Regions from separate parts of the Homo sapiens genome. Here region 1 is linked to region 2. A link is a loop called in an ENCODE intact Hi-C map of the cell type or tissue named here. Cell type or tissue: mammary epithelial cell. All regions are shown on one strand. Each heading gives the region's core, and the rest is flanking DNA. Links, peaks and the distances in the headings are about the cores only.

Evidence for each region. Peaks named below come from ENCODE experiments on the same cell type or tissue, not always from the same donor. Only the 100,000 strongest peaks of a DNase experiment are listed, where the experiment ranks them.
Region 1: it touches region 2 in a loop (1.8-fold over the local background); 2 of 110 quality-filtered maps call a loop at or near these places.

The regions. Positions count from the first base shown.
Region 1 is chr11:57,228,664-57,236,952 of GRCh38, reverse strand. It overlaps APLNR (apelin receptor), which reads left to right. Exons shown (of 1, transcript NM_005161.6): 1 at 1-3,362. The coding sequence ends at 1,091. It overlaps LOC105369309 (a long non-coding RNA gene), which reads left to right and starts at 5,327. Exons shown (of 7, transcript XR_007062670.1): 1 at 5,327-5,569; 2 at 6,732-7,495. RefSeq lists an enhancer at 1-61. In mammary epithelial cell, for the core only: no CTCF peak of the experiment used is centred there; no DNase peak of the experiment used is centred there.
Region 2 is chr11:57,159,110-57,167,437 of GRCh38, reverse strand. LOC105369309 (a long non-coding RNA gene) reads left to right here. Exons shown (of 7, transcript XR_007062670.1): 5 at 5,030-5,140. Among named protein-coding and RNA genes, the nearest start is that of LRRC55, 19 kb to the left of the region's middle. In mammary epithelial cell, for the core only: no CTCF peak of the experiment used is centred there; no DNase peak of the experiment used is centred there.

The DNA of each region.
Region 1 (8,289 bases), core at 1-8,000, 70 kb before region 2:
AGTGTGAGTACACAGACTGGAAATCCTCGGGGGCCCTCATCCCTGCCATCTACATGTTGGTCTTCCTCCTGGGCACCACGGGCAACGGTCTGGTGCTCTGGACCGTGTTTCGGAGCAGCCGGGAGAAGAGGCGCTCAGCTGATATCTTCATTGCTAGCCTGGCGGTGGCTGACCTGACCTTCGTGGTGACGCTGCCCCTGTGGGCTACCTACACGTACCGGGACTATGACTGGCCCTTTGGGACCTTCTTCTGCAAGCTCAGCAGCTACCTCATCTTCGTCAACATGTACGCCAGCGTCTTCTGCCTCACCGGCCTCAGCTTCGACCGCTACCTGGCCATCGTGAGGCCAGTGGCCAATGCTCGGCTGAGGCTGCGGGTCAGCGGGGCCGTGGCCACGGCAGTTCTTTGGGTGCTGGCCGCCCTCCTGGCCATGCCTGTCATGGTGTTACGCACCACCGGGGACTTGGAGAACACCACTAAGGTGCAGTGCTACATGGACTACTCCATGGTGGCCACTGTGAGCTCAGAGTGGGCCTGGGAGGTGGGCCTTGGGGTCTCGTCCACCACCGTGGGCTTTGTGGTGCCCTTCACCATCATGCTGACCTGTTACTTCTTCATCGCCCAAACCATCGCTGGCCACTTCCGCAAGGAACGCATCGAGGGCCTGCGGAAGCGGCGCCGGCTGCTCAGCATCATCGTGGTGCTGGTGGTGACCTTTGCCCTGTGCTGGATGCCCTACCACCTGGTGAAGACGCTGTACATGCTGGGCAGCCTGCTGCACTGGCCCTGTGACTTTGACCTCTTCCTCATGAACATCTTCCCCTACTGCACCTGCATCAGCTACGTCAACAGCTGCCTCAACCCCTTCCTCTATGCCTTTTTCGACCCCCGCTTCCGCCAGGCCTGCACCTCCATGCTCTGCTGTGGCCAGAGCAGGTGCGCAGGCACCTCCCACAGCAGCAGTGGGGAGAAGTCAGCCAGCTACTCTTCGGGGCACAGCCAGGGGCCCGGCCCCAACATGGGCAAGGGTGGAGAACAGATGCACGAGAAATCCATCCCCTACAGCCAGGAGACCCTTGTGGTTGACTAGGGCTGGGAGCAGAGAGAAGCCTGGCGCCCTCGGCCCTCCCCGGCCTTTGCCCTTGCTTTCTGAAAATCAGGTAGTGTGGCTACTCCTTGTCCTATGCACATCCTTTAACTGTCCCCTGATTCTGCCCCGCCCTGTCCTCCTCTACTGCTTTATTCTTTCTCAGAGGTTTGTGGTTTAGGGGAAAGAGACTGGGCTCTACAGACCTGACCCTGCACAAGCCATTTAATCTCACTCAGCCTCAGTTTCTCCATTGGTATGAAATGGGGGAAAGTCATATTGATCCTAAAATGTTGAAGCCTGAGTCTGGACGCAGTAAAAGCTTGTTTCCCTCTGCTGCTTTCTTAGATCTGCAATCGTCTTTCCTCCCTTCTTTCCTTGTAGTTTTTCCCCCACCACTCTCTGCAGCTGCCGCTCCTTATCCCTGCCTTCTGGCACCAATCCCCTCCTACAGCTCGTCCCCCTCCCTCCATCCATCCTTCTCCCCTGTCTACTTTCTTGTTCTGAAGGGCTACTAAGGGTTAAGGATCCCAAAGCTTGCAGAGACTGACCCTGTTTAAGCTTTCTATCCTGTTTTCTGAGTGTGAGGCAGGGAATGGGCTGGGGCCGGGGGTGGGCTGTGTGTCAGCAGATAATTAGTGCTCCAGCCCTTAGATCTGGGAGCTCCAGAGCTTGCCCTAAAATTGGATCACTTCCCTGTCATTTTGGGCATTGGGGCTAGTGTGATTCCTGCAGTTCCCCCATGGCACCATGACACTGACTAGATATGCTTTCTCCAAATTGTCCGCAGACCCTTTCATCCTTCCTCTATTTTCTATGAGAATTGGAAGGCAGCAGGGCTGATGAATGGATGTACTCCTTGGTTTCATTATGTGAGTGGGGAGTTGGGAAGGGCAACTAGAGAGAGAGGATGGAGGGGTGTCTGCATTTAGTCCAGACACTGCTTGGCTCGCTCCCCGAGTCCTCCTGTTTCTGACTTCCTGCATAACTGTGAGCTGAAGGGTTTCCTCATCTCCCCATCTTACCCCATCATACTGATTTCTTTCTTGGGCACTGGTGCTACTTGGTGCCAAGAATCATGTTGTTTGGGATGGAGATGCCTGCCTCTTGTCTGTGTGTGTTGTACTTATATGTCTATATGGATGAGCCTGGCATGAACAGCAGTGTGCCTGGGTCATTTGGACAAACCTCCTCCCACCCCCCAATCCACTGCAACTCTGCTGTTCACACATTACCCTTGGCAGGGGGTGGTGGGGGGCAGGGACACACTGAGGCAATGAAAAATGTAGAATAAAAATGAGTCCACCCCCTACTGGATTTGGGGGCTCCAACGGCTGGTCCGTGCTTTAGGAGCGAAGTTAATGTTTGCACCAGGCTTCCTGTAGGGAGATCCCTCCCCAAAGCAGCTGGCGCCAAGGCTTGGGGGCGTCCTACTGAGCTGGGTTCCTGCTCCTTCTTGGGCTCCATGAAGGAAGTAAGAGGCTAGTTGAGAGCCTCCCTTGGCCCCTTTCCGGTGCCTCCCCGCCTGGCTTCAAATTTATGAGCATTGCCCTCATCGTCCTTTCTTGTTCCAGGGTCAGTGGCCCTCTTCCTAAGGAGGCCTCCTGCTTGCCATGGGCCAAAAGGCACGGGGTGGGTTTTTTCTCTCCCTACCCTCAGGATTGGACCTCTTGGCTTCTGCTGGATTGGGGATCTGGGAATAGGGACTGGAGCAAGTGTGCAGATAGCATGATGTCTACACTGCCAGAGAGACCGTGAGGATGAAATTAATAGTGGGGCCTTTGTGAGCTAGAGGCTGGGAGTGTCTATTCCGGGTTTTGTTCTTGGAGGACTATGAAAGTGAAGGACAAGACATGAGCGATGGAGATAAGAAAAGCCCAGCTTGATGTGAATGGACATCTTGACCCTCCCTGGAATGACGCCAGCTCTGGGGGCAGAGGGAGGAGGAGAGGGGAAGGGGCTCCTCACAGCCTAGTCTCCCCATCTTAAGATAGCATCTTTCACAGAGTCACCTCCTCTGCCCAGAGCTGTCCTCAAAGCATCCAGTGAACACTGGAAGAGGCTTCTAGAAGGGAAGAAATTGTCCCTCTGAGGCCGCCGTGGGTGACCTGCAGAGACTTCCTGCCTGGAACTCATCTGTGAACTGGGACAGAAGCAGAGGAGGCTGCCTGCTGTGATACCCCCTTACCTCCCCCAGTGCCTTCTTCAGAATATCTGCACTGTCTTCTGATCCTGTTAGTCACTGTGGTTCATCAAATAAAACTGTTTGTGCAACTGTTGTGTCCAAAGCCTCTTCTCATGAAAGTGTCTTGGGATAACCTCCAGCTTGCAAATGTTTCAGCATGGTGAGGGGGAAGCCGTAAAGAGAAGTGGGAGCTAAAAGGAGGGGGCGAAGTGAGGAGGGAGAGAGGATGGAGGAAATAGGCATCAGGAAAGGGAAAGGATGGGATTTAGGTGCAGAGAAGAAAAGGAAGAAAAGAAACAGGGGAGCAGCTAAGTGTTGTGCTCTGAAAAGCCACAGAACAAAAGGACACATATTTTGGAGGCCAGAGCATAGGTCTGGGGAAAAATACCAGCATTTCTTCCCATGGAGGTAGACCTATTACTCATCTATCCATCCATCCATCCATCCATCCATCCATCCATCCATCCACCAATCCATCTACTCATTTATGCCTTTATTCATTTACCATCTCCTATTGATTGATTTACTTAATATCACTTGAGTAGCCACTGAGTTTAGACCAGAAGCTTGAATCCCTGTTCTCCAATCAGAGTCGCTCTGGATGCTTTTGAAAATACCCAGTTCCTGGGTATCACCCCAGACCTATGGAGTCAGACTCTCCTTGACTCACCCCAGATATTTACAATTACTAAAAACTCAGATAATTTTTTGGGAAAGCCAGGCTTAGGGAATCTCTATCCAGATGGATTCTGCCCAAATTAAAGTGGGCATAGAAGACCAGAGGGTCAGAACCACAGCCAACTGGGCTTTGGTGGTCATCTATTTGGAGGAGGGGGGAAGGGGCTGAAATGATCCTGGGGTCGGCGTGGTGGTGGGGCTATTCAGTCCAGAGGTATTTGTCATCTTCAATAATGATCTCCTGGGTATTAATAATGTTTGCAGACAATGCAAAAAAATAATAATCATAGTAGAACTGATAGTAACAAGAGAGCTCGCATTTATGGAGTTCTGCCACTGTGCTAAGCATTTCCCAAGCATTATCTCATTTAATCCTTGCAGCCATCCTTTAAGAGGGGGCATTTTCACCTCATTTTGCTCATAAGGAAGCTGAGACTCAGAGAGGTTAGTTAGACCTCTTGACCAAGATCACAGACTAGCAGGTGGAAGAGCTGGGCTTGGAACCAGCTGAATCTGTCTGGCTCCCAAGCCCAAAGCCCACATTCTTGACCATGGTAAGGGGATGTTTCTCCCAAAGTACAAATGAGGCAACACTAGGTGTCTGGGAAGGAAAGTGAGAACTTCTGTGTGAGATGCCTGGCACACAGTGGAGAGTGAATGGGGATGGGGAGGGAAATGATGGAGAGTACCCGAAAGACAGAGACAGGGCAGAGAGGAGAAAGCAGAGGGACAGAGAAAGAAGAGAGAGAGGCGAGATAGTGAAGAGAAAGATAGAGACAAGGGAAGAGAGAGAGGGGGAGAGAGAAAGAGAGAGAGAGACAGAGAGAGAGAAATGAAGTATGGGGAGAGAGAAACAGAGGCAGAGATAGTGAAAGAGAGAGATATAGAAGCAGGGAGAGAGGAATTGAGAGAGAAAAGACAGAGGGAGAGGGAAGAGAGAGTGAATCAGGTAGACAGTGAAAGAGAAAGATAGAGACAAAGGAGGGAGAGAGAGGAGAGACAGGGAGAAAGAGAGAGATTGAGAAGAGAGAGAAACAGAGCAGAGATAGTGAAAAAGATAGAGACAGAGGCAGAGGGAGGGAGAGAGAAGAGAGAAACAGAGGCAAAGATAGTGTAAGAGACAGAGATGGAGGGAGAGAAAGAGAAAAGAGAGACAGAAAGAGAGAGGAAAGAGAAACAGAGGCAGAAATAGTGAAAGAAAAAGACAGAAAGAAGGAGAGGGAGAGAAGAGAGAGGAGAGAGAGATTGAGAGAGAGGGAAGAGAGAGAAACAGGCAGAGAGAGTGAAAGAGAGAGAGAGAGAGAGAGACAGGGACAGTGGGAAGAGAAAGAAACAGAGACAAAGACAGAGACAGAGACCGTGAAAGAGAGGCAGAGTGAGGAGAGAGAAATAGAGACAGAGAGAGACAGAGAGTGAGAACATAGGTGGGAAGAAGAAACGGGGAGGCAGGGAGGGAGACTGAGGGCAGGGAATCAGTGCCTGCTCTCCCTCTTCTGAAACACACCAGGGAAAGCCCTTTGGGAATTTACGACGGCAACAACAGGCTATTGGAGCCACTATTATCATTATTTTTACAGATGCTGTAAAAAACCTCAGCAAGTCTCCTGGGAAATCTGAGGTAAGCTATCCAAAACATGATACGGTTTTAGCCTTCCCTTGGTTGTGACAGCACTTACTAATTCACTGGTTCACACATGCCTTCATTTATTCACCCATTCATTCATCTGTTTGTTCCACAAGTCCTTATTTATCACGTATGTGCCAAGCGCTATGCTGGACGCAGGACCAAATGGTGAGCGGCCTCCAGTGGGCTCGCAGTCGGCTGGTGGAGGCAGACAGTGAAATGGGCGATTACAGCCCAGGGTGGTGAGTTCTAAGGGAATGTGTGAAGTGTTCGAGGGCCTGTCGTGGAGACAATGGAAGGAGTCAGGCAGGGCGTCAGGGGAGACTTTACAGCCACGGTGCCTGCCTGGAGCCTGCTCTGAAGCATGGAGTGTAAGTGGTTAGTGGGGAAAATGTTCTGGGCAGAGGAATTGCCCACGGAGAACACAGCCCCTCTGAGGAACTGGAACGAACACTCATCCTTGTTTTTACTCACCCCCACTCCAACTCTGGGAGGTTGGCCAGTTAGAGGCACAGAGAAAATCTTGCCCAGTTCTCATGGCGTGGATGCCGAGAATACTGGGGGCTGGGACTAAAATCCAGGAATCCAGGTCTCTAGACAATTGGGGTTGTGCAGGGCTTTTTTTTTTTCTTTTTTTCTTTTCTTTTTTATTCTTTTTGTCACTTCCAGTTTCTTCCCTCCCTGGGTTTGAGCTATCTTCCTCTAAGTTATCTGCCAGGGTCTCCTAACTAGGGGTTGGGAGGCCCAGGCCCTTTCAGTCTGAGCTTGTTAAAAAGAGGCAGATAGATTCCGTGGGAAGATCCTCCCCAACTTCAGAAGCCAGGATGACCCCCAGCGCAATAAGCTTTAGATGTGACACACCTCCCTACCGTCTCAGCAGACACCACTGTCTGCATTCCAAGGAGTTCAACACTTGCAGGGCCTGATCTGGGAGGGCCAGCTCTTCTCAATCATTGCACAAATGCTTATAAAGTCTCCATGCACGACGTTGGAGACAGACACAAAGATGTGACCCAGGGAGCTTGAAATCAAATACACAAGAAAGGAGGTTCTGAGATGCTGAGCTCACTCTAGAAGTTTCCATTTCTAGTTAGAGTGTTGGAGTATCAGAGCAATGCTCATTTATTTATTCATTGAATCCTTTTTTGTTTTTCAGTGTCTGTCTTGTGCCTGGGACTGTCTTAGAAGCTGGAGATGCTGCCGTGAATGAGACACACCATCCCTGCCTTCATGGACCGACTAGAAGCACCTTCTAGTCTTACTTTCTCATTGAACAGAGGGGTAAACTGAGGCTTATGGTTGGGAGGGGGAAATGATTGACACATGGTCATATAGTGGGATGGTGGCAGAAGTGGGACTAGATCTCAGGTTCCTCACTGCCAGGCAAGAGCGTGTTCTGTGACTCTAGGCTTAGAAAGGAGAGGAAGTCTCTTATTGAGAACACACAGGGCAAGTGGAGAGTCAGATCCATGATGAGCCACCAACTGGGAAGTAGGAGGGCACAAAGGTGCTTGAGGATCATTCGAGGTTTTGTTAATAAACCTTTTGTTTCAGAAGAGTTTTAGATTTACAGAAAAGTTGCTGATAGAATACAGAGAGTCCTCATATATTCCACACCCAGTTTCCTTTATTATTAGCATTTTAGATTAGCAGGACATGCTTGCCACAATTAATGAACCCTATTGATACCTCACTATGAACTGAAGTCCACTATGAACTGAAGTCCAACCCTATTGATACCTCACTATGAACTGAAGTTCAGACTTCCTTACTTTTTAGCTCATGTTCTTTCTCTGTTCCAGGATCTCATGCAGAATACCACATCACATTTAGTCATCATGTCTCAGACTTCTCTTGGCTGTGACAGTTTCACAGGCTTTGTTTTTGATGACCTTGACGGTTTGGAGGAACATTGCTCAGGTATTTTGTCCCATGTAGAAATATCTTTCTATGTCCATATATCAGGCACATGCTTGGTGATGAGATGAAGCAATACAAGATATACATGTGATTCCTGCTCTTTTGGAGTTTAACAATCAATAATAAAGTGCAGTAAGCATATTGCGGAGGAAGTACAGGATGCAGTGGGGACAAACACCCATATTCTGGTCTGCACCACAGAGGGGTCCCAAGACAGGGCTAGTGTGCTGGCTCAATGCACAGGCCCACGTTCAATTCCACAGGGGTATAAATGTCTGACATTCTCCTACTTCCAAAGCCACCTTAGGGTGCATTTTCTTGCCTAAATAACTAGAAACCTGAGGACATGAGACAAAGGACTATTTGTGCTCAGTGAGCATCTCCCCGAATATTGTTCTGTACTTTATTATTTAGTTATATGGCACATCTCTTGCTACTTGAGGCAGCTTCTTACATGGACAGTGGATAATCAGAAATGGATTCCCCAAACCTACTTGAAGCACCCCACTTGGCCAGCACCCTAGTACTCCCAGCCCCTTGTCCCCTGCGCACAGGGAACAGGTCTCTAGAAAAGCCCAGATCTGGCCACTCTGTCTGGGCTCTGCATTCCTTCTCATCTCTTCTGCTCTCTGGGCAGATCCTCTAGACTAGGGCTACGTTTATGCATCTTTTTTGTTCCCAGTGCCTGGAATGTGGCAGATGCTTAAAGGATGTTTGCTTAAATAATCGAACAACTGAATAGAGAAAGTGCAGGAGAAAAGGTGAGAAAAGCTGGTTTTTGCTTACAGCAAACA
Region 2 (8,328 bases), core at 56-8,055:
CCTATTTATTGGATGATTGTCAATAAGTCTTGCCAATTGCCTGGAAATATCCTGGCACTGCAATGAGGTCATACTCACCTCTGTGACCTATGCCCTTTGCTCTTTCTTATCTGTCCACATGGATAAAGGTGCAACACCTATCTCTTGGGTCAGGCACAGAAAACTGCCACATGGGAGTGATTTATTCCTGCCTGTGTTTGTGAGGCCCCTATTGCTTATTTCTTCTTTTCTTTACCATTATCAACCTTGCTCAGGTGCTGCTGGGTTGGAACCAGAAGATCCTGGTTGGAACTTTAGCCCTCCTTTTCTGGCTCTCTGATCTGGGGACATCAACACAGAGCTAACAGGTGTTGAGCACCTTTCCTGTGACAGGCAAGAGATTAAGTGCTTTATGTCAACTATTTTATATTGTTCTTATAGCAGGCTTATGAAGGGAGGTGCTTTTTTTTTCCCTTGAAAAGAATCACAAAACAACCGAGGCCGAGATAAATTAGGTAGTTTGCTAAAAGTAACACAGTTAGGTGGTAGAAAAGCTTATGACTGTCACTCATGAAACACTGTGTTCAGTGTTGTACCTGTGCCATCTTTTAAAATCTTTGCAATAGTCTTCTATTTTTTTGAGGTGGAGTCTCATTCTGTTGCCCAGGCTGGAGTGCAGTGGCGTGATCTTGCCTCAACGCAACCTCCACGTCCCAGGTTCAAGCGAATCTCCTGCCTCAGCCTCCCGAGTAGCTGGGATTACAGGCATGCATCACCATGCCTGGCTAATTTTTATATTTTTAGTAGCGATGGTGTTTCACCATGTTGGCCAGCTGGTCTCAAACTCCTGACCTCAAGTGATCTGCCCACCTCGGCCTCCCAAAGTGCTAGAATTACAGGCACGTGCAATAGTCTTAAACCTAAGTATGACAACCCCATCTTTTATACATGAGGAAATTAAAAGCAAAAACATTAAGAAAGTTTTCCAAAGTCACACAGCTTGTAAATGGCAGAGGAAGAACTTCAGCTTAGTCATTCTCCTTCCAAAGTCCAAGCCTACACCATATTTCTGAGCCTCAGCCTTCCCTTCTACGGTGAAGAGAGCCCCATTGTGATAAAGGGCTGTGAGGGAGGACATCTTGGAGTCACACCTTTCTTCTATTGAGTCTGCACCAGTTCTGATGTTTGAAAGAGATGCCTATAGGGACTGGGAGAGGTTGGGTCACACTAGAATCCCTGAGGCTTGGTACAGGGATGATCTTTTTGAGCCACCTTGGGTTTTCCTAAATATTCCAGAGTAGGAGACCTTAGAGAAACAGACGTTGAACAAAGCAGCTACTGGGGCTCCTGCTTGGTTAAGGGAAAGGGTTTTTCAAGTCCACCTGTGGCCAAGAAAGAGAGTGATATGGTTTGGCTTTGTGTCCCCACCCAAATCTCACCATGAATTGTAATAATCCCCACATGTCATAGGAGGGACCCAGTGGGAGGTAATTGAATCATGGGGGCAGGGTTTTCCCATGCTGTTCTCATGATAGTGAATAAGTCTCGTGAGATGTGATTTTTTTTTTTTTTTTTTTTTTGAGACCGAGTTTCACTCTTATCACCCAGGCTGGAGTGCAGTGGCGTGATCTTGGCTCACTGCAACCTCTGCCTCCTGGGCTCAGGTGATTCTCCTGCCTCAGCCTCTCGAGTAGCTGGGATTACAGGCACTCACTGCCACGCCCAACTAATTTTTTTTTGTATTTTTAATAGAGATGGGGTTTCGCCATGTTGGCCAGACTGTTCTCGAACTCCTGACTTCAGGTGATCCACCCGTCTCGGCCTCCCAAAGTGCTGGGATTACAGGTGTGAGCCACCACACCCAGCAGAGAGCTGATGGTTTTATAAAGGGGAGTTCCCCTGCACATGCCCTCTTGCCTGCCACCATGTGAGATGTGGCCTTGCTCCTCCTTTGCATTCCACCATGATGCCAGCCATGTGCAACTGTGATTCAGTTAAACCTCTTTCCTTTATAAATTAACCAGTCTTGGGTATGTCTTTATTAGCAGCATGAGAACAGACTAATACAGAGAGATATTAACATGTATTCCCTGCATGGCAGGCGGTGCAGAGGGCAAAGCACCAGATTGAGGGCTAGCAGCACTGGGCCAAAATGTCTGGGCTGTTCCTTATCAGCTGTGTGAGCCTGGATTAGTCTCCTAATCCCTTGAGGCTCGGTATCCCTCTGTGGAAGTGGGAAAAGGCACTTCCTCACGAAGTGAATTGCTAAGAGCATTTTATAGACTACTGAGTGCTTTATACATGTGATGCTAATTTCCTTCCTTTGGGTAATAAATGAGACATGCTGGGGTTCCCTTGTTTAATAGGTTTCTAGGTCTGGCTCCAGGATCTCATGATGTGCTCTGGGATGTGGATGTGTCAAAGTATCAAAGAATGGAAAGAGCAAGAGATGAAGTAGATACAGAAGATTCTGAGATAGCCTCACTCCGATCCCATGAAAGTGACAAATTGGCTGTACAATCACTCAATTGCTAACTTTTCCAGCACCCCCCACCTGCCTGGTCCTGGACTTTGCACTGCCAGGGGTAGAAGAAAACCCATTGGTCTTGTCTGATGAGAGTTTATGGTTTTAGGTGGGGACAAGGACAACACCAAATCAGAACTATTAGACATGGAATTTAATTCAGAACTAAGCTGGATGGGAAATGGAGGTGTACAGGTTCTGGAAAGAAAGACTGATGGAGAGATGAGAGTAATCAGGGAAGGCTTTGGCAGAACCAGAGCTTGAGAGGGACTGAAAGGAGCAGGAAAGGTAGTGGTGGCTGTAGTGACATCCCCTTCATCCCACAACATGTGGCAATTAACAGCTTCCTACTGCTAAAAAAAGCATCAAGCACTGACTATCCTAGGCACAGAGCCAAATCCTTTATGTCATTCAAGTCTCCCAACCCTTTGAGGTGACACCATTTCACAGATGAGAAAACAGGCAGGGGAAAGAAGGTGTTTCCAGGTCACATACCTAGTCAATGGCAGAGGCGGATTCTAACTCTGGACTGTCTGGTATATCCAGAGTTTGTGCCCCTAACCACAAAGCTGTACACTGAAGGCATGACAGACCTGTGTGAAACACTCTTTGTTGTCCAGCCAGGCTGAGAATGTAGGGGCAATGGAAAGGTTAGTACTTGTCAGGAGCAGAAAAAGAGAAATTTCTTTCTTATTATTCTTTTGTTTTTCCCTTACTCCAGGAGGGACTTTGGGCCAAGATGTTTTTGCCCAACAGATGCTTTTGGTATGGAGAGCTGAGAGGAACTACACCGTGATGGAGAAGTGAAGGCTGGGTGCTTTGGGCTGGTTCAGGCTCTGAATCCAGAATAGAGAGTGGGGCCTGAGGGTGCATTGTATAGTCCTCAGTGGAGCACATGAGGGCAGAGAAGAGGGGTTGTAGCAGGAATCCACACCTGCAGCTACAACATGGCCTTTACTGGGAGAATGTGAGGCATAAAGGTCAAGAGTTGATCTAGCCATGGAAGGCCAAGCTCCAACAGCCCCATGAAATAGAAGGATCATGATCCCAAATGAGACTCAGCCTGCCTCTCAATCCCCAGGGGAAGGAGTCCTGAACTGAGAAATCTGGCAATGCCCAGCTATCCTTCAAATATGCTGTGGGGCCGTGGAGCGAATCATATCCTCTCCCTTGGCCTCAGTTTCTGCATCTAATAGCATGGGGCATTTGGACCAGATGAATTCTGAATAGGTTGGGTGACTGTAGAGTTGTATTCAGGACAGTGACTAAGCATTTTCCATGTTTTGAGATGATAGTTCACCATTTTCTTTAAGGGGCTGAATCCCTTTGGCCTGACTGCCTGACTCTAAAGTCTCAGCTTTCGGACCCTACATCAATAAGGAGCTGGAGAGAGGATGGAGATCTCCCCAATACCCTAGGGAAATGGGGACTGGGAGGGCTGGGGTAATGGAGCAGTCACTGCCTGCATCCTAGAATAGCTGCAGCCTTCCTGGCATCTGCCATCCTGGCTGCAAACTCCCATCTCATTGGCTGCTCCTTGTCCCTGCCGTCTGGCAGGCACTGCTTTCCAGGTTTTTGTGGCACCGACTAAGCAGCCTCCTTGCAAGCTACAGCATGCTGGCTTCTTTCTCCACGTGGTTGGGATCATAATAGCAACTCTCCTCTGGTTCCCTCCATCCTGCCTCACTTCACTTCCCTGATGGGTGTGGACAGAGGGATAGTTTAGGACATTGGAAAGGGGCCTATACTTGGCATCAAGGGTCTCAAGTTCTTCCTACCCATTTTTTATGCACCTGGGCACAAGTCTAAACATCTCTCCTGGCTTCAGCATCTTCACCTGTGAAATGGGTGTGATGAGGCTGTTGTTCTACTGCTGTTAACCAGGGTGTTCATCCCTGTGGTTCACAGCTGGAGTCCCTTTTGCTTGGCCAGTGCCCAAACTATACGGGTTGTTTAATAAATGAAATATCTCCCTGAGGATAATAACGTTGGGGCATTCACATAGAACTTGCTGTGAGAATTCAATGGAGATAAATGAAGGATGGGAGCAAGTGCTTTGGGAACTGTAAAGTCATTATCAAGTAGCGAATACACCTGTCTGTCCAGTACCCATTTGTCTCCTCTGTCTTGAAGGTACGTTTCACCTTGATTTTCCACTCCCTGATTCTTAACCATATAGTTCAATTGGGACTTGCTCCACTCCCAGCTCCAAGTCTGCATGTGAGCAGGCCTGGGCAGGTGAGCATGTCCTCCTCTGGCTGCAGTGATAGGTTCAGAGATGAATCAAACCGAAAAAGCCTTATCCAAGCCAATCCTGGGGTAGGACCCAGACCTGATCAATAAGAACACACATGTTCTCACTGTGATAATGGCTTAGGGATAGTCTTATGACCTGAGTTAGACCAATCCGATGATTTTTCTGAGATTATTCTCACTGGAATGGGTGGGAAAACTCCTTTCTCTTTTAGTTGTTGAGTTTGGAGGCTGTGACTCATGGCTTTTTTTTTTTTTTTTTTTTTCACACAGAGAAAGCCTGCCTGGTAGAAGAGAAAGGAGCCAAGCAAAACCAAAAAACGGATATGAGATGAAAAGGAAAGAGAGTAGAGTCCTGGTGACATCAAGTCCTGGCTCTCTTTGGTCCGTAATGCCCTCATTCCTTTAGCTCCTCCTTCAAGCAGAGTAAAGAACAGAGGGTAACAAGCTGTGGGATACACTTCTACAGTTTTACATTGGTGATCAGGGAAGGCTTTTCTACTAAGGTTAAATATGATCTGAGATCTGAATAAAGTAAGGGAGTGAGTCCTGTAGATACACAGGGGAAGAGAATTCCAGGCAGAGGGAATAGAAGGTGCAAAGGCTCTGAGATGGGAGGGAGCTTGGTATGTTCAAGGAATTGCAAGTGCACCAATTGTGTCTGGAGCTGAGTGAGAAAATAATAACTTATCCTAGAACTTCTCTCTGGGGTGTCTCAGCTATGGAGTTTCTCTCTGCCTGGACTAGAGTTGATGTTGGGACCTGAACTGCAGCCCCACAGGCTTTGGTGCCTGTAGCTGCCGGGGGCTAGAAAGGTCAGAGACTAGCACTGAGGTTTTTTTTTTTTTTTTTTTTTTTTTGCTCTGTAATCCTATATCTGTCAATATCCAAAGGATATGACCTCCTTCTAATTAGCTTCCTCTAATAACTCACTCAGGAGCTGTCATAAACTACTCTTTCTACAAGGATTCAGAGAAGGGAACAATTCTGTGTGGCTAGAGTAGACAGAAAAGCTTCAGTGGGAATGATTCCTTTCATTACAATTGTTGAGGTGTGACATTCCATGAACACATGCCAATTTGTTCCCTGTGTGTTTGTTCCTTTCTTCATTCGTTTAACAAGAATTTATTGAGTATCTGATATCTGCCAAGGTATACAGAAAGGCACTGAATATACAAAGATGAATCAGTCACGGTTTTTGCTTTCAAGGATCTCAGTCTGGGGTGGGTGTGGAGGAGGCAGCCACGTAAACAGATAATTAGAGAGAAACATGGCAGGTGTTGGAACCAAGGTAGGAACGCGGTGCTGGATGGGAGCCCTGAGGAAGGAGGGACAGTTTTACCCAGACAAGCCAGGGAGATCTACACTGACCTCTGAATTGGACATTGAAGACACAGGGAAATTTGACCAGTGGAGGGGATAGCACATGTTAACAGTATGTAGTCATGGGAAAGGATGGGATTAGGAAATGGCAAACATTTAGTATAGAGGGTTTTGGGGTTTGGGAGTTGGTAGGTAAAATAGAGGGGAAGTGTTTGAGGTAAACCCAGTCTGCATTAGACTTTGTTCTGCTGATTTGGAGAATCACTGGGGATTCAAAGCAAGGGAGTAGTAGCAACAGATTAGATTGTTATATAATATAATAATATAATATATAAAATATAATATAGTATTATAATATGATAATAATGGGAGTTAGTCTGAAACATAAATGGTTAGTTGTTTGGGTTGAGACAGAGTTACCAACTCAATGCCAACAGGCGCCAGGCAGAAAACAGAACAAGGAGCAAGGTCAGCAGGTCATACAGCCCTGCAGAGGGTAGGTGTTACTCAACTTAGTCAATTGTTGCCCCAGTAGAAGCTTAGGTCCAGGGCTGTCAGAGCTGAGTTTTCAAGAGCAGCTGGAAATCCGGATCCTTATGTAAAAAAAATCTCACCATTTTTAAATGTTGGCAACTACTTAAAATTCTACAAAATGTTGTGTGGGCCAAGTGTAACACATCTGCCAGCCTGATCTATCTGCAGGCCACTGGTTTGCAACTTCTGGGTTGAGAAAAGAGTTTTCTTTCTTCAAAAGAGAGATGAGATGAAAATAGTTTTGGATCCAATGATTCAGGCCTGAAATGACCTTCTTTCATTCTTGTTCTAGAAAATTCCTAATCATTACTTAAGGCTCAGTTGCAAATCCCTTTGTGAAGCTTTCCTCATCACCTCCCCTCTCTCTGACACCCTCAACGACCTCCCACATCTCCCAAGCATGTGTTCGCTGCATCTTTAACATGCTCTGATACCTGAAAACAAAGGCAAAAACAAAAACAAAAGTTGTGGAGGAGCAGAGAAGCCAGGGCCAGAAAAGACACAGAACTGTTGATTAATGGATGGAACCAAGACTTGCAGAAGTAGAAGAAATTCACAATACAGGCTCCCTCCTCCTAATTGAACTGTCTGGGATGGGAAGAAGCAACTGAATCTGAAAGGAAAGATGAGTTGCTTGAGAAGAGGTTGGACTTCAAGAACTCAGTAGTGAGGCTCAACTTCGAGGCTCAATATTGAGTTTATGTAGGATGTAATTCTTAAGCAGGGTTATGTACCATTTTTGAGTCCGTAATCATATCTGTCTTTAGTTACTGCTAATCCTGAGACACTGAAGACCGATCTGGGAGTTTTCCATGAAGGGATTTAAGCTATGGGGGTGGAGTGGACATCTGTTGTTTTTGCTGTCCAATTGCCTTTCATTTTTCTCTTAATTTCTCTAGGGATCAATTCCTCCCCAGCTTTCAGTCCATGTGCTTCTTCTTTTTTTTTTTTTTTTTGAGATGGAGTCTTGCTCTGTTGCCCAGGCTGGAGTGCAGTGGTGTGAGCTTGGTTCACTGCAACCTCCACCTCCACCTCCTGGGTTCAAGCGATTCTCTTACCTCAGCCTCCCGAGTAGCTGGGACTACAGGTGGCCACCATCACACCTGGCTAATTTTTTGTATTTTTAGTAGAGACAGGGTTTCATCACATTGGCCAGGCTGGTCTTGAACTCCTAACCTTGTGATCTGCTCGCCTCAGCCTCCCAAAGTGCTGGGATTACAGGTGTGAGCCACCGCACCCAGCCTCCATGTGCTTCTTACTTGAGAGTTGGGCATGGGACATATTCATGGCTCATTGAGGCTTCTTATTGCCTGGACACAGTGGTCAGTGCAGTGATGGTCACATAACTCTATTAGAGTCAGTGAAAATCAGGCTCAGAAATTTCCTTGAATTGTTTAGAGAGAGGCATTCTCTCTTGTGTTCCTAGATTTGAACCTGGGAGGGTATAGTTTTTAGAGCAACCTAAGAAGGAAACAATATGGAGAAGAGGAGAGTGAGAGATGGTGAGAAACCTGGATGCAGATGGTGTCATTTGAACCATTGAATCAAACTGTACCTAGAGCTAGTTAACTTGATTTTCTAGTTATTGTAGCTAGTAATTTTTTCTCCCTTAAACCAATTTGAGTTATGAATATGTTTTTGTCAGTTGCAACCAAAAGTGATCCTTCAACCTCCATTAAAGGCGTGAATAATGGTCCCTCCCATGTACAGTTCAT